Regions from separate parts of the Homo sapiens genome. Here region 1 is linked to region 2. The links are chromatin loops, found by intact Hi-C in ENCODE. Cell type or tissue: PC-3. All regions are shown on one strand. Links, peaks and the distances in the headings refer to the core of each region. The heading gives the core; the rest is flanking DNA. Region 1 overlaps LGR4 (leucine rich repeat containing G protein-coupled receptor 4). Region 2 holds the start of LOC124902651 (a long non-coding RNA gene).

Region 1 (8,000 bases), core at 1-8,000, 200 kb before region 2:
TGCCTATAGTGTGTCATTTGGGGAGCTCTCAGAGTAGAGATTAAGGGTGAAAACAGATAAATCATAAGGGAGTTTGTGCTAATATGCCGTATAGGCCCTTCTAGAAAACATTGTTTTGTTTTATTTTAACTCATAAAACTCTGTGAGCTATCATTATTCCCATTTTGCTGATTGGGAGCCGAAGCTTTTCATCAGAGAGGTTAAGTAACTGACCCAAGTTTACATAGCTCATTATAAGCTGGGTGTCAATCCCAGATCTGCCTATGCCCCTGTAGATGTGGAGAGGGTGAGGAAGGACTTGCTAGACAATGTATAGTAAATTCAACAAACTTTTGTTGGCTGAACCACTATGTTCAGTGCTGGATCAAATGAGATTCTTGCTTTCAAGGGAGAGGGATAGTATACTCGCTATGGGAATTCAAATTGGAAGGAAAATTACTTCTAGCAAGAAGGAACGATGGCATTTCTGGAGAGCCTAGAGGGGATAGGGGGAGTTATTCAAGAGGACATGTACAAAGACCTGCAGAGGAGCATGAGCAAAGATGGGGACACAGACTGGGATAGGTGGTAAAAATGGTTGGTTTGGTTGCAATTTTGAATTATTGAAAGGAAGTTATGGAAAAGATACGCAGAGCTTAGGGCTAGACTAAGGACATTTTGGCAGACTGAAACAGACTTTAAACTCTTGAGTGACTCTTGAAGTTTTTTTGAGCTAGGGAATGATTTGTTCAGATATGACCTTCAATAAATGTAGTCTCATAGCAGAGAGTTTGAAATTGAGAGAGTTCAGGGAGAAATGAAAATGCCACTGGCAATCGTCTAGGTGAGAATTATGAGAATCCAAATTAGGGCAGATGGGAGGCAGGGATAGGGAGGAGGGCACCTATTCAAAAGATGTTATGGAAATAGAATCAAGAGAATGTCTTGGCTGGGATGATAGGGGTAACATCATTAACAATGAATTTTAAGATTACCAGGAGTCTGGTGGTGCTTTGACGAAAATTAGCAATAATGCAGAAAGAGAAATTTTTTTAGAAGAGAAGATAATTAAATGCTGTTTTTAACATACATGTGGAGTTCAGGTGGGATATGGGTGGAGGCATCTGGAAATTCAGGAGTGGAGTCCAGGATAGAGATCGAAGGGCATAGATTATAGAATAGTGTATCGTGGGTATAGATTTAGGAGTCTTTTATTTTGAGGTCATTACTGGAAACATTAGATTGAAAGAGCTTGCCAAGGGAGAGAGGGTAGAAGAAAAGGGAAGAAGGCCAAAGACAACTCCTTGGGAAACACTTGAATCAGGGTGTGGGAAGAAGACCAAGTGCCGGAGGAGCAGGAGAACTGGGGCAGAACTCTGCCCCAGGAGCTGTGGGAGGAGAGGTTTTTCACAAAGAAATGAGAGATCAACACTGACATGCTGGAGAAAGATGCCCATGACTAGTGAGAAAGGGCCTTGACTTCTTTAAGTATTTTTGGAATCATTTCAGTAAGTTGTTGAAAGTGACTTTGGGTAAAGAAGCTCATCAGGAAACAGACATTTGGGGACTGCTAATAGGTGGTTTTTGGAGAGTGGTTAAAGCTTAGAAGTTGTACTGCATTTGACTGGAGTCTATTGGGTTTAAGAGACAGAAACCCAGCTGAGGCATAATAGAGGATTTATTGTTGCATGTAGATAGAACTAGACAGTCCAGAAGTGGAGTTGGCTTCATATGTTACTGGATCTCGAGGCTTAAAAGCTACAAGAGTTTTCTCATGCTTTCCATTTCTTAGCTTCAGTTGTCTCTACTTTTGTGTTCTGGCTTCATTCTTTCCTGTTGCAAATAGCCTGTCTCCATAGAGTGGGGAAATACACCTTTCAGTACATTGTTGCTTCTAGGCACCCAAAATAAATATCTAAAAGTGTTCCTCACTGCAAAACTCCTAGGGGGATCCTGATTGGCCAGACTGACCTCGTATGCCTGTCCTTGCACCATCACTCTGTTTGAGATGGTATGGTGCAACCTGGGTTTTGGACTCATCCTAATAGGACTGCTTAGAGTTGGGAATTCCCCAAAGGAAGCAGAAGAAAAGAGAAAGGAAGACCTGCTGGGCAGAAAGAAACCATAGTTATTCACTGGCCACTAGGATCTAGGGACTAGGCATACTGTGGGAAACATTTGTTTAATTGGGCCAGTCTGAAATGAACAAAGTATTATTGAAGAATCGTAAGCCCTCAGTTGGGCTTAGATAGTATAAATTTGTAGTGAAACCAACTAGATCTTTAATTTTGTCCCATAGTGCTTAGCAGCCCAGGAACGAAGGTGATGAAAGATGTGATGGACTCAAAATTTGGATTTGATAAATCAGGACTTCATAGGAGACTAGTAGAAATCAAACAGGAGAATCAAGTGGTTCAGTATTATAGTGTTTGGCATGGGGTTCCAAAAGTGTAGCGAGGCAAATGAAACCATGGTTTGCTGGCTCATTTATTTATTTTAATCAATACTGACTATTATTTGGCTAAATATAGTACTGACTGTAAGTAAATGAAAATGTATTTGATTTTCTACTAGCAGGATTCAATTTTCCAGCAAGAAAATAGGCTAAGTCATTCTTTCATACATTGACCACTCTTAGTCAAGCCATGCTTATTCAATACAATAAATATGTGCTTTAGTAGGACCTTTGACTTAGAATTTGTTCATCATTTTCCCCTGTTCACTACCTGTTAGTTTGGACTATATGCATACTTCAAAGATGATCATTTTAGAGATGCTAGAATATTTGTATCACAGATACATTCAGCTTTTTAAAAAAATCATAGTTATAAAAATGCTTAATATAAACTGGACTTTTAAAAAACAATTACAAAAATAAGTGGATACTGTTTTTTAAATCTTGAAGATGTATCATATTTGAAAGATATGGAGCCATTATCCTACTATGGAGAGATAACTATGGTTAATATTTTGTACATGTTTCCAAACTTTTCTCTGAGTATATGTATACAATTTCCTTTAAAAAATAGACTCCTACTATATTTACCACTTATGCTATATCTGCCTTATTATAATTTTACATATTAATACATCTAGTTTTTACCATCATTTAATAAATGCATAGTGCTTTATCATTTGGATGATTCACATTTTATGTAACAAGTCTCTTGCTTTGTGGTGGTGTTATGAACAGCAGTTTTAGAAACTTTCTGTTTTTTTGAGACAGGGTCTCACTCTATTGTCCAGGCTAGAATGCAGTGCAGCTCACTGCAACCTTGACCTCACGGGCTCAAGAGATCCTCCCACCTCAGCTTCCTGAGTAGCTGGCACATGCCACCATGCCCAGCTAATTTTTGTATTTTTTGTAGAGATGGGGTTGCCCTGGCTGGTCTCTAACTCCTGGGTTCAAGCAATCCTCCTGCCTTGGCCTCCCAAAGTATTGGGACTACAGGCATGAGCCATCGCACCCAGCTGTGGAACATTCTTATCCTATCTAGTCTTTGTTTATTGGATGTACTGTCTTTAATTGTGCTGCTTTTATTACAGTGTGGCTTGCCAAATTTAGCTCTTTTCCTAAATTCTTACATTACAATTAGATTTAGCTGTTTATAAGGGAAAACTCCAAGTAACAGTGTCTTTAAACACATCAGGCTTTATTTTATTTACCTGAATATGAAATCTGCAGCCTGGTGACCTGGAGCTGCTATGATGCATCACAAAGTTAGCAGAGACGTAGGCCCTGACATTCTGCTCTGTAGTTGTTTGTGTATTTGCTTCTACGTCAAGATCACTAGATGACTGTGTACTGGAGCTGCAGCCATCAAAACCCTATCCTCAGCAGTAGATAGGATGAAGTAGGGAATAAAGAGGGGCATAGTTCCCAGTAGCCAGCTTTCTTTAAGAAGGCATCTTGAGCATACCGCACAATGCTTCTATTCACATCTCACTGGCTAGAACTTAGTCACATGGCCAAACGGCAGGGGATGCTGGGAAACAGGACCTTTGAGCTGGGTATATTGTTGCCTGGACTAAAATCTTTTCTTACTTTATTACTAGGTAAGAAAAGAAGAGTAGTTATCATTTAGGCAGTTAAGGTGCTTTTGGCAGCAAGTGACAAAACTCAATTAAAAGTAACTTTTAAACAGTAAGGAAGTATATTATCTTACATGACAAGGTGGTAGAACTATTCCAGGGCTGATTTATGGAGTTGCTCAGCCACGTCGTCAAGAACCCAGGGTATCTCCTTACTTTCTAGTGTGCTCTTCCCCAGGAGGGTCTGTACCATCCTGTTATCACTCCACATAGAATATTCAGACAGGAAAGCACCTAGAAGGAGAAAAGGGTCATCCTTCTAATGCGTTCTCATTTAGGAGTAGAGCTGTCTTTCTCAGAAATCCCTAGTAAACTTCCTCTCACTTCATTAACCAGAGCTGGGGTCACAGGTCTATCCCTAAACCAATTACTGGAATGGGACCAGCAGGAAGGGTTAAGGCCAGTTGGTATTTACTCATGGAGCTGAGTCATGTGGACGGGAGGATATTTGAACAAATATAGGCTCTGCCAGGAAGGCGTGAATGGGTGTTAGGTGGGCAACCAACAGGGTCTGTCTGCCAGAGTACCTCTCTATATTCACATTTTACCCATTTTTATAGAGCCATTTTGAGCCCTTTCTGCCATATGAAGCCTTCTCTGATCTTCCTTTTCCAAGCCCCTCTTGCACTCTCTACTTCTCACCACTTAGCAGCGTATTGCATGCCTTGTTATTTCGTGCTTCAAGTGTGTCAGTGTGTACTTATCCCCTCAACTCTATTGACTTTTCTCTAAGGAAGGGCAGGGCCTGTTGTCACACTTCTATATGACCTTGGTGACAGTTACCACATTCTTGAACTTGAAATTGAGGGAGGGGTTAAGACAAAGGATTTCTTCTCATTTTGAATTGATTGATGTAAGAAACCTTATCAGTCTATATAAAAACGGAATTCTGTTGAAGTTTGTGATTAATGAACTGTCCTTATTTAAAAGAAATGAAATGAGAAATGTCCTGGGAAAACTCAATACCTCCTTTGCCATGCTTAGGGTACTTAGCCTGTAGTAAAAACTCAATAAATATTTGTTGGTTGACGTTAGCTGTATTTTTTTTTTAAAGCTGGAACATATTATTTCCTCACATGGGTGGATATTGCATGTGTTTATTGCCAGAGGGTAAATGACTAGGTTGTCAGGATAACTTTGCTCAGGAAGTATAACTGTTGCCTGGGTTTTTACTGATTTACCTCTAAAATAAAGTATTCCATGGGTTCCTGTAAGAAGTGGGAGACGCAAAGGCCAATTCGGTGCAGGTGGAACTTAAAGTTTCCGTGAATTGAATATAAAGCTCTTTAGTAGGTAGAAGAGTTCTAGATGGCCTATAAACCAAGTTTTAGCAGAAACGTACTTATTTTTTGTTAAGCATTACTGCTTTCATTGTTGTGCATTTAAATGGAAATATATAATATGAAATATGTGTGAAATAACTTCTCCCTTCTCAGCAAATGAAAGCTATTCTAAAACCTTGAGAATTTCCATAATAAGGGTTTCTTAATTCATGTATATTCTTAAAACATATAAAATTTTTACATATACTTTCATAAGAGTTATATGAAGATGCAAAAGTCTTCCCTAGTATGTGAAGAAATGGGGTAGTACATCATTAGTTGATATAGGACTGTTCTGATGTGCTTTCTTAGATGAGGTTTATACTGATAGCAACAGTGTCGAAGCAGAACTATAAAGGATGCTATTAGTTGTTAGCCCTCTTTATTCACTAAGAAAGTAACCATATCCTCCGGTCCTCTTGAAGTCAACGGTAGAAAATAACACAAAACAGGCCAGGCGCGGTGGCTCACACCTGTAATCCCAGCACTTTGGGAGGCCAAGGTGGGTGGATCATTTGAGGTCAGGAGACCAGCCTGGCCAACATGGTGAAACTCCGTCTCTACTAAAAATACAAAAATTAGCTAGGCATAGTGGCGGGCGCCTGTAATCCCAGCTACTCAAGAGGCTGAGGCAAGGGAATCGCTTGAACCTGGGAGGTAGAGGTTGCAGTCAGCCGAGATTGCACCACTGCACTCCAGCCTGGGCGACAGAGTGAGACTCCTTCTCAAAAAAAAAAAAAGGAAAAGAAAATAACACAAAACAACACTTTTTTGTTTCTAGGATTTACATTAGTTTATTTACATTGTTTTATTCCTGGGATTTACATTATTTAGGTGCTGTAGGTCTTTGGAGAAGGCACGTAGGAAACAGGCTCACATTCCTTATCTGTTAAAAAAGAAAAACAAAAAAAGCAGGAGGAGTAGGGGGCGATAAGCTTGCTTGACCCATGACACAGGGTGGTTTTGAGGGCCAGTAGGTTGAGTACCCCTTATTTGAAATACTTGGGACCATAAGTGTTTTGTATTTCAGATTTTTTCAGATTTTAGAATATTTACATCGCTTGAGCATCCTAAATCTGAATATCTGAAATTCAAAATACCCAATGAACATTTCCTTTGAGTGTCATGCATGTCAACACTCAAAAAGCTTCAAATTTTGGAGCATTTCAGATTTCACATTTTCAGATTAGGGATGCTCAACCTGTATAATAATAGGATGACGAAAATGAGAAGTACTACACAAATGATAGTTTTTTATTACATATATTGATACCAAATGCCCCTACATGGGAACCAGTGTACCTCTTTCAGTTTTTATTTCTCACAGGAGCCAACATAGTTCTGAACACATAGTCAGCCCTTGACATATTAATAAATATATGGCTCAGGACTTTAAGAAGTATGTATTTTGCTTTTTAAAACAGTTGCCAGCCGGGTGCGGTGGCTCATGCCTGTAATCCCAGCACTTTGGGAGGCCGAGGCAGGTGGATCACCTGAGGTCAGGAGTTTGAGAGCAGCCTGGCCAACGTGGTGAAACCTGTCTCTACTAAAAGTACAAAAATTAGCTGGGCATGGTGGTGGGCGCCTGTAATCTCAGCTACTCCAAAGGCTGAGGCAGGAGAATTGCTTGAACCCAGGAGGCTGAGGTTGCAGTGAGCAGAGATCACGCCACTGCACTCCAGCCTGGGAGACAGTGCGAGACTCCACTCCATCTCAAAAAGAAAAAAAAAAAAAAGTAGTTGCCAAAATTTTGGAGCTTGCTGATTTCAAATTACATTTAATAAAAGAATGTCACTCACATCCTGTTAAATGCCTTAGTTCAGTTTTGAACTAGAAATGCTTTCTCTGGAGGCAGTATCATGGGCTGGTGGTTGTGCCTAGTGTTCTTTACACATATGCGGCACTGTGGTGATCCATCCATTTGAGGGAATAGAATGGCATCCCAGGAGAAGCAGCCTGGCTGTGTTTGGGTACCACCTGTGATACTTCCTATGTGTGTCTTCAAAAGTAGGTATAGAAAGAAACAAGGAGGGCCAGGCCTGGTGACTCAGACTCACACCTGTAATCCCAGGACTTTGGCAGGCTGAGGGGGGTGGATCACCTGAGGTCAGGAGTTTGAGACCAGCCTGACCAACTTGGTGAAACCCCAGTCTCTACTGAAAATACAGAATTAGCCGAGTGTGGTGGTACATGGCTGTAATCCCAGCTACTTGGGAGGCTGAGGCAGGAGGAGAAATCGCTTGAACCTGGGAGGCGGCAGTTGCAGTGAGCCAAGATCCTGCCATTGCACTCCAGCCTGGGCAACAAGAATGAAACTCCGTCTCAAAAAAGAGAAAGAGAGAGAGAGAGAAAGAGGAAGAGGAGAAAACATTGCTGAGGGGTAGATAAATGTTGGTCAGAAGGGAATGGTGGTGCTCGAAGTACTTTTCAGGCAGGACTTGACGGGAGCCCAATGCCAGGCCATCTGGTAACCACCTCTGCAAAGGGAAGGTAGGAACATGAGTGAATGGGAGGCTGTGGTCACTGTCTTCTGGCTTTATTATCTAGTCTTCAACCTCTCCATAAGGGGAAAGGGAAATTGCCATTAGTAAGAAAGCACTCTATTAT
Region 2 (10,215 bases), core at 865-8,864:
TTGTCTGGGCTACAGTAGCCCTCCATCTTCCTCCTCTTTACACACACTCCAGATGAAATACCCTATATGATGACTCAGAGTCATTAATAACATGACCACTTGTGCAGCCCAAAGATTAGACAGCCAAAGCCAAGAGTCTGTTGTGTTGAAGTGGCTCTGGGTGGGAAGCATTCTCCCCAGAGACTGGGGCAGGGTATGACTTGCCAGGGGAGGGTTTGCAGAATGTTTAGACTGTGACTCATGAAGGTCTTAGATGAATAAATAGCTCTCTTTCTGCTGTGACTGTTGACAGGGCTGGTGACAGCTTACCTTTGCAGTTGCCAAGGAGAATCTCACTCTGATTTTTGACAAGTTCAATTTTCCTAACCAGCTGGGGTCTCCAGAATGGCCACCATGAATAAAGGCCTGGCCAAATATAAAGGGCAATGAAGCAATAGGTAATATTTGGAGGTATGAAATCTGAAGTGCAAACATCTCCTCCCAGCCAAGGAAGAGTCATCATTGGGAAGGGAAGATTAAAGGAAGAAAGTTTTCTGCTTTCTGGATTGGGAAAACAATATCTTGCATCTTTGTGTGGCTAGTTGGCCATTTTATTAATAGTCTTAGAGCTTCATAATCCTGGTGAGAAGAAAGATAGTCCTCTTTCTGGAAACATCTATATAATTTAAAATCTATTTGGCTATAAGTAATAAAACCCTGACGGATAGTGGCCCACACCATATCACTTTGATTATCTCACATAATAGGAAGTCTGGAGATAAGTAGTCTAAAGTGAGAACAGCAGTTCCACAGTATTATTGAGTTGACGGGCACTTTTTCATCTCTATATTTATGTAGGTCATTGATTCTTCTGCCTGTTTCTCATGGTTTCAAGATGGCTGCCGTGTCTCCAGATATTACAACAGTATTCAAAAGTAGACAGGTGACAAGGAGTGGGAGTGTGGAGTGGCAAAAGATCCTTTTCTTGGAATGACTATGTCATTTTATCAGTGAGGAAACAAAAGTATCCCAGAAGCCCTCCCAGCTGATTCACTCTTATACCTAAATGACCACAATATTATTGACCAGAACTGGGTCCCATGACTGCCCTTAGATGCAAGGGAGCCTGGAAAAGTGAGTGTCTGGCAAATGTTAATGAAATAGTCATGACTGACTTAGGTCAATCACGATTTAACCCCCACCAACCCAGGGCTGGCACTTTTCTGTCTTGAATAAAGCTAATGTTTTGTTGGTAAGGAAGAAGGTTGTTGGGGATGGGGCCTGTTTCTACCGCATGCCTTTGGAAAGCTAGTCCAACATTATAGTATGATAATACATCATTAGTACAAAATAAAAAACTAGAAATAGAGGTGTGAATTTGCAGGATTTTCAAGGCATGAAGGTCTTTGAGAGTGTGATGGACCCCAAAGACTGTCAGTATGTGCTAATAGAAGATTGCAGAGAAAAATAACAAGTCACTTAACACACCCATTGTCGTACTCACCCTTTAAGGCCCAAGCCAACTTTGCCTGCTTGTGAATCTTCCCATCCCTTGCAGGTAGAGCTAGCCCGTCCCTCCTCCTTGCTCCCATTGCACTTTTCACATACCTTGATTATACGAATCACCAGCTTGAATTCAGAATCAACAGGTATTTATTGTGTTCCTATTCTGTCCTGGCCCCATGCTTGGTATCTCTCTATGTCAGTTTAGAGTAGACCTTCCATGGCTTCCCCTTGTAATGAGGTAATGGACATTCAGGGATAGTAAACTCAAGTGAATTTTAAACTTAGCTCGTAAGGCCCTTTGTAGCCACTCTGGTTTACTTCTCTTATCTCAACTATCCTGACCACCATCTCTTTAAAACCTGTGTTTCATCCATTCTCTTGACTCATGGAAGCTATCCATTTCTTCTCTCCCTGCTATTCCTTCTACAAAAAAACAATATTCTTTTCTTCTATGCTTGGTCAGTTTTCACTTATCTTTCACACCTTATTTTAGATGTCATTTCCTGGAAATGAGCTAGGTAGGACTGAGCTAGGTAGCCTTTGTCTGTGATCTGTCTTGCCATCTTAGTCTGCTTGCATTGCTATCAAAGAATAACCAAGGCTGGGTAATTTATAAAGAAAAGAGGTTTATTTGGCTTATGGTTCTGCAGGCTGTACAAGAAGCATGGTACCAGCATCTGCTTCTGGTGAGAGCTTCAGGGAGCTTCCAATCATGGAGGAAAGGGAAGGGAAGATGGCTGTGCAGAGATCACATGGTGAGAAAGGAAGCAAGAGAGAGAGGTGAGAGGTGCCAGGGTCTTTTTTAGAAACCAGCTCTTGTGGGAATGAATAAAGCAAGATCTCATTTATTACCATGAGGAGTGGACCAAGCCATTGAGAGGGATCTGTTCCCATGACCCAAACACTTCCCATTAGACCCCACCTCCAACACTGGGGATCACATTTCAGCATGAGGTTTGGAGAGGTCAAACAAACCACAGAACCTGCCCTGCATATCATAATTCTAGTCACTGTAATGTAAGTCCCTGAGTTTCCCAGTGGTGGGACTGAGGTGCATTCATCCCTTCATTGCCAATGCATGGTACAGTGTCTGATCCATCCTGGGGGATATTTGTTGAATGGCTGAGTGACAAAGCTTTTCATCAAATATTTAGTGCCAGATTATGCGTCAGAGCCCAAAGTTGTAGCCCTGGCTCAGAGGAGGAGGTTCCTGAGCACTCAGTGGGGCTGCAGTTGAGTAAACACTGGGCTTGTTGCCTTGTCATGGTGTGACCACAGAAAAAGCACATTCTATCTCTAGGCATAAGCATTATTCTTCTGGGGGAGAAAAAAGAGGAATTAGTTTTCAACTTTTTTTAAAAAAACAGGAAAAGTCCCCTTTGTTTTCTTTCCCAAATAAACGATCACACTGAAAAGCAATCTCAAAAACATAGTGGAGATGATTTGCCTAAAACAAGGGTATACTAAGTTGCTATTTCTGTCATAACAAATTACCACAAATTAAGTCGTTCAAAAGAACACACGATTGGACCGGGCGTGGTAGCTCATGCCTGTAATCCCAGCACTTTGGGAGGACAAGGCAGGCAGATCACTTGAGGCCAGGACTTTGAGACCAGCCTGGCCAACATGACCAGCCTTAGCCGGGCATGGTGGCACATGCCTGTCGTCCCAGCTTCTTGGGAGGCCAAGGCATGAGAATTGCTTGAACCCAGGAGACAGAAGTTGCAGTGAGCCAAGATGGCGTCAGTGCATTCCAGCCTGGGAGACAGAGTGAGACTCTGTCTCAAAACAAAACAAAACACATGATTATCATTTTATAGTTCAACAGGTTAGAAGTCAGATGGGTTTCACTGGGCTAAAATCAAGATGTTGGCAGGACTGAATTCCTTTCTGGAGGTTCTGTGGTAGCAGCCTTTTTTTTTTTTTTTTTGCCTTTTCCAGTTTCTAGAAATTCCACTTTTGGGGCTCATGGCCCTTCCTCCATCATCAAAATTAGCAACATTGCATCTCTCTAATCATTCTTCCACAGTCACAGCTCCTGACCACAGCTGGGAAAGGTTCTTTATTTTCAAGGTCCTGTGTAATTAGATTGGCCCCACTTGGATAATCCTAGATAATCTCCCTGTCTCCCAGTTCTGAACTTAGTCATATCTGCAAAGTTCCTTTTGCCATGTAAGATAACATATCACAGATTCTAGAGGTTAGAACATGGACATCTTTGGGAGGCCATTATTCTGTCTACCACAGGGAGAAAGAAAAGTAAGATGGGTAGGGGCCTTTCTCTTTGACTTTCCCTTCTTGGACAGCCCTTGTGTCTGCAGTGGTCCTAGAAGCCCTAGAGCAGAGTTAAGACCTCACTGGTCTCTAAGATGTATTGTGGCTCTAATGAAAGGGCTAAATAGCTGTAGGACCTTGGAATGTTATTTATCTCTCTGTCTCTTTGTTTCAGTATCTGTAAAACAGGAAAAATTAGTCTATCTAGCTGATAGGGTTGTGCTGAGGTTATAGGAAACAATCTATGTGAAATACTTAGCCCAGTGCATGGCACACAGTAAACATTCAGGAAATGCTAGGTATTTTCATTACTAGGTGCCCTAGGGTCCCTTTCCATTCAAATAGCTGGCTCCATCATCCTAATTTAAAACAGAGCTGCAACAGATGGCATGAGAACTGCTTTTCCTGGGTCATTTAGCCATCACAATAAACTTTTTTTTTAAAGTTTCACTTATTTTCCCTAAAAAACAAAGCACATTTTTGTGCCTGTAGGGTTAAAAACTTCTTTTGTCCTTTTGAGCATCTATAAAATAATGGAAAATATGGTAGGTACCAATGAGAACCAAGAGGCTGGGTGACAGCAGAGTTCTGCTCTGACCAGAAGGCAGTGAGCAGGACCTGGTGTTTATTTAGGAACATATAAAGAGAGCTGAGGCTACAGCTGGGAGACAGTTTACGAAACACAAACACTAGGGAAGTTTACCAAATATTAGGCTTGAATTTTATAGCGTCTGGAAGAAGCACTGTATTCCAGAGGACAATAAAAATCTGGCCTTCTAAAGGTAAATAGTCCCTCATGTCACTTTTGAAGACAGGAATGTTCATGGGAGGGGTCCATTCCTGTTTGAGAGATGCAGGTCTTCCTTCTCTTGTCTCCAAAGCCTCTTGTGGCATCGTTGAACTGGAGCCAATCAGAGCAGGGAGTGTCAATACCCTTAAGTGTGTACTCATCCTTTCTGATTCGATCATACCACTTGGGGGATTCTACCCTCATATGGAAACTCCAAATGTGGAAAAATCTTTATGCACAAAGATGCTTAGTGCAGCTTTATTAGTAATAGCCCTAGATGGAAAGCATCTCAAATTGTCTGTTGTTAGGGGAAGGTCTTGGCAAATTATGGCACATCTTGACAATGGAATAGAAGGTGGCCAGTTCTTACAAGGAGCCTTGAAAGCATTACAATAACTGAAAAAATAGACACAGGATACACATTTGTATATTTAGTCTAATTTCTGTGTTGTTAGGAAATATATCAGAAAGTTATCTGTGGTTGTTCTTAGGTGTTTGGAGTAAAGGAAAATTTTCCCTTCCCCTTTTTATTACTATTTTTCTCTATTTTCCATCTTTTACAACTGAATGAATAACCTAGTGTTTAAACACCTTGGGTATGGAGGCTGCTGCCTGCGTTTGAACCCCGCCCCCTTCTGGCTGGCTGCTGAACCTTTCTGAGTCTCAGTATTCTCTTCTGTCTTGTGGGGGTAATAATCATTCCTACCTTGCAAGATGGATGTGAGCATGAAAGAGATAATCCAAGTGAAGGGCTTGACACAGCACTTTGCAGAGTAAGTGCTCATAAGATGCCAGCTGGTATTGTATTGCTATGTTCGGATTTCATAACTATTTCCAACAAATCTAAAAATCTTAGAGATGGGGCCAGGCGCAGTGGCTCACGCCTGTAACCCCAGCACTTTGGGAGGCCGAGGCAGGCAGATCATTCGAGGTCAGGTGTTCAAAACCAGCCTGACCAACGTGGTGAAACCCCGTCTCTACTAAAGATATTTTAAAAACTAGCCAGGCATGGTGGCTGCTGCCTGTAATCCCAGCTACTTGGGAGGCTGAGGCAGGAGAATCACTTGAACCTGGGAGGTGGGGGTTGCCGTGAGCCAAGATCGTGCCATTGCATTCCAGCCTAGGCAACAAGAGTGAAACTCCGTCTCAAAGAAAAAAAATCTTAGAGATGGAAGGCATCTCAAATAGTCTGCGATTAGAGGAAGGACTTGGTAAATTATGGCACATCTTGATAATTGAATGGAAGGCAGCCAATTGCTTACAAAGAGCCTTGAATATCAAAAGAAACTGCTACTCTCCTACCTTAATCAGTGAAAGACTTACTCCAAAGGTTTATCAAACAAACTTTCTTTTTCCTAGTTCTTAATCACTTATGGTATTTTGGAGAGCATCTACATAGTTAGCAGCTAAAGGCCTTCTGAATGAGAATACCCAATTTTTCTCTTGGGAGAAAAATGTCTAAGACTGCAGCTGTCTCTTCAGTTGCTGACAATCCCTGCTCTTCTACCTTCTCTAAGCATCAGTTCCCGTTCCTCCCATTTTGGGAGGTCTCCCTAGATGATCATCTGTGTATCCACCAACTATGTATCAGTTTGGCTGCACATAAAGAAAAGCTGACTAGAGCTGTGTAAAGGAGTGTGTTAGTCATTTATTGCTGCATAACGAATTATCACAAACGTCATGGCTTAACGCAACATGCATTGATTATCTCGAAGTTTCTGTGGATGAAGAGTCCAGGCACGGTTTAATTGGGTCCTCTGCTCAGCTGTTATGAATGTGTCAGGTGGGCTGCATTCTTATATGGAGGCTTGGCTTGGGAAGAATCCACTTCCAAGCTCATTCAGATGGTTGGCAGAATGTATTTCCTTGCTGCAGTAGGACTAAGTGCCCTGGCTTCTTGCTGATTGGAGGCCAACTTCAGCTCCTAAAGGCCACTCACAGTTCCTAGAGGCCATTTGCAGTTCCTTGCCATGTAGGCTTTCCCGACAAGGCTGCTTACTTCATCAGGTCAGCAGGGAGAATCTCGAGAGTAAGCCTGCTAAGAAGAAGCTTTGCATAACATGACATAAGCAGCAGAGTCACATTCCGTCCCCTTTGCCACACTGGTTAGAAGCAAGTCACAGGCCCTACCCATATTCAAGGGGAGTGGAGCACATACAGACATGACCACCAGCAGGTGGGGATCATGGGGGCCACCTTAGAGTGTCCAGCATAACAAGGAAGGGTTTATTTTTTCATGGTGACAAGGAGCCCAGCACAGGCAGATTGGGGTGAGGGAACGTATCCATGGTGCTATCCATATTTCAGCCTCTTCTGTGTGTTTTGCCATTTTTCACCCCACTTTTTTTTTTTTGTTTGTTTTTTGAGACAGAGTTTCACTCTTGTTGCCGAGGTTGGAGTGCAGTGGCGTGGTCTCGGCTCACTGCAACCTCTACCTCCTGGGTTCAAGCGATTCTCCTGTCTCAGCTTCCCAAATAGCTGGAATTACAAGCACACACCACCATGCCTGGCTAATCTTTGTATTTTTAGTAAAGACGGGGTTTCACCATGTTGACCAGGCTGCTCTCAAACTCCTGACCTCAGGTAATCTGCCCGCCTCAGCCTCCCAAAGTGCTGGGATTACAGGCGTAAGCCACCACGCCCGGCCCACCCTTTTGATCATAAAATGGTTCTTCTAAGTTTCACATCATCATCATTCAAAGAGCTTCAAACAATAGATTCCTGGAAGCCCTACCCAGACACATGGCCCATTGGCTCTTGCATTTGTATCAGTGGGCCATTTCCACCACAAAGACCATTGGGAAACACACACAGTTAATAAACAATATCCACTGTGACCCCAACAAAAATGCCAAATGTAGTTGGCATGTGTCTTTTGACCTTCAATACATGGGCACATGGGTTAACGCTTTCCACTGAGGGCTGGCCTATGAATAAGTTACAAAGCTTGAATGAGAAAATGCATACATAATCATTTGCACAGTGCCTGGCACATGACATCTTCTCAATCAGTGTTGCCTCTTTTCACCATTCCCTACCTGCTCCCCGACAACTCTGATGCCTTTTTTTTTTCTGCGTCGCCCCTGCCTCTGGGTTTAAATGCTCCAAACACAGCAGCACCTCCAGAGTTAAGCACCCTGTCAGGCCGACAAGTCTGTATTTATGAGGGAGGAATGTAATAGCCCCAGCTGGAACCCTGCCAGGGGACTAGCAACTGCAACGCCCTTATTTGCTCTGGGGAGGAGCAGCTTGGAAACTTTTTATGAGATTCCAGAAGCAGCAAGGTCATCAGTTTTATGGCCATCCCACTTCGTTTGTGAATACGGCCTTTGAATGATAATGTTTGGGTTCCTTGACACAAACAAGGCTAGTGTTAGCTCCGTTGGAATGGGAGACAATAAAATAAAATATATTCTGTTCCACGTGACTGCAAGGTGTTCTGAGTAATTTCAGACCCCAACAAACAACAACAAACCAGTTGTACATTCAGAGAGCTTGATTTTTAGATAGCCTCACTATAAAGCCCCTGTGTGTGTCTGAGGCAGGTAATCTGATTTGTCAGGTCACAAGCGAAGCAACATGTGTTTACTATCACACTCATTTCCCAGCCAGCTGCAAGTGTCTGAAGGAAAGCTCTTGGTCAGGCCTGTTTGCTGTGATAAAGTCAAGGCCAAGGAGGAGGGCTGCCTGCTCACCAGGCTCCATGTGTTCTTGTAAATAAGAACTACCCTCTCCAGTGACACCTGGGCATCTTTCTCTAATTGCTCACTGGACCGTGGCTTTTATTACAGTTGAATATTTGCTAGGCTGAGCCCAGGAAACATTCAGCTTCCATTGTCTGGCTGGCTGCCACCGTCTGCTCTGCATTACAGTTGGCCATGGGTACAAGGTCAACCCATTTTTGGGTTTCTTTATTTTGGGCCAGCCACATGGCAGCAAAGACAGAGGCCAGCCTCTGTGTGTGTGTGTGTGTGTGTGTGTGGACTGAGGGGGAGTATGGGCAGAGGAGGCAGGAAGTGGTAGAGAGGCAGGAAGACACTTCATAAATGAATGAAATTCTCCTTTATAGGCACAATTCCTGGTACCAAATACACTTTTGATGAATGTTTGTTGAATGAACAAATGAGTGATTCTATTCATTTAACCAGCATTTATTGAATACCTACTGTTTGCCAGGTGCCTAAAGTCTGATGATAATGCACAACTTTACAAACAAGATTTGTATTCTCCTGGAAAATGAATTGTTTGGGGAGTGAAGAGGATCAACAAATGAATGAGCGAGATGTAATTGACAAATGCCCTATGAAAAACAGGAGTCAGGGTGTGGAGGTGGAGGTGGAGGGGGCTGGGGATGGAGAGCTACTATAGATAGGAGACTTTCCTGAGGAGGTGATATTTGAGCTAAGACTTGAATGATGAGAGGGCACCAGTCATGAGATCTCTGGGAATGCATGTTCCTGGCAGAGAGAGAACACATTTCTAGAAGGTGTAAGGAAGGCTGAAGCTACAAGAGACAGGAAACTATAGCTTACACACTTCAGCTGAAGAGAGGGCTCATCTTTCCTTTAGAATGTGGGCAAAGATCAGGAAATTAAAAACAGAGGTATAAGGAGTAGGAGTAGGAGTAAGGAGTGGTGTTGGAAATAAGAAGTTTAATAGAAAGTCTGCTTTCTGAGCAGGTGGCCCTCTACCTTTGCAGTGAAACTCCTGGGAGCTAGGTTCTATCCCCAAGGCAGGCACATTGAAAGGCTATTCTCTAAAGAAATTGGATGGCCCTAGACAAATGACTTCCCCGTTGAGGAACTTAGGGGATCCCCCTGACTGATCATCCTACAGGGAAGCCTGCTAATCAGTCCAAGGCTCACTGGGGTACACAGAGCTCCCAAGCAGTCATTTATTCTTTGTAAATAATGACAATTAAGCTTCACTAGACAGATGAACAACACTTGCAATAAAAATGAATGAATAATGTTTCCACTTAGTAGACTGCTGACCTGTGAAAGTCTTGCTTAGGGCCTATCAGAGTTAGAGGGACCTTGGGAGTTAGGGAGGTCATTTGGCTTTCAGCTGCACAGAGGCCTAAAGCTTTCTAAGTTGGGCTTTTAACATTGTCTAGAAATGCACACATAGGTTTGAAAGAGGAAGATGTTCATAATTAAACCTATATGCCATTACTGAACAAAATGCCTACAGTATACTGTGAATTAACGTATTACATAAATCCTAAATTAATTTTTGAACAGCGTAAGTACATAGCATGTATTTTTGAACATTAGAAGTATACCTTTGTTAAACACAAAAATTTAACACATATCATAATTTCAAAAACTATTTTGGCATATATATATTTTGTAATTTGCTACAAACCTCAAGGAATAGAAGTAGTCTGCCTGCATACCTGAATCATCTGGACCGAAGTTCAAATGTACCCCGAAGTGTCATTATACACTTGCAACAGCTTCTTAGATAGAATGCAGGATTCCATTAAGCACAAAGATCTTTAGAGTTAGACTGAAAAGACGTTCACATATTTTTAGATTCTATTGCATTCAAAAGTCTATAACATGAGATAGAAGAGACATACAAAGATCTTAGGAACCAAAGAAAATACATAATCTAATCAAGAGATTGAGCTGGGCTGCAGTTTCAGATATATGTGAATAGAT

Evidence for each region. Hi-C counts contacts between places; a loop is a spot of excess contacts. Peaks named below come from ENCODE experiments on the same cell type or tissue, not always from the same donor. Only the 100,000 strongest peaks of a DNase experiment are listed, where the experiment ranks them.
Region 1: a loop joins it to region 2, with 3 times the contacts of the local background. A loop is called at or near these places in 5 of 110 quality-filtered maps.

Annotation. Positions count from the first base shown.
Region 1 is chr11:27,398,641-27,406,640 of GRCh38, reverse strand. The region is part of intron 2 of LGR4 (leucine rich repeat containing G protein-coupled receptor 4); the gene reads left to right. Among named protein-coding and RNA genes, the nearest start is that of CCDC34, 39 kb to the right of the region's middle. In PC-3, for the core only: no CTCF peak of the experiment used is centred there; DNase peaks (open chromatin) are centred at 4,490 and 4,790; H3K4me3 peaks cover 1,533 bases; H3K27ac peaks cover 2,824 bases.
Region 2 is chr11:27,199,715-27,209,929 of GRCh38, reverse strand. The region is part of intron 2 of BBOX1-AS1 (BBOX1 antisense RNA 1); the gene reads left to right. It overlaps LOC124902651 (a long non-coding RNA gene), which reads right to left and starts at 7,676. Exons shown (of 2, transcript XR_007062632.1): 1 at 7,588-7,676; 2 at 6,178-6,584. In PC-3, for the core only: a CTCF peak has its summit at 5,178 (motif pointing left); a DNase peak (open chromatin) is centred at 7,779; H3K4me3 peaks cover 728 bases; H3K27ac peaks cover 2,377 bases.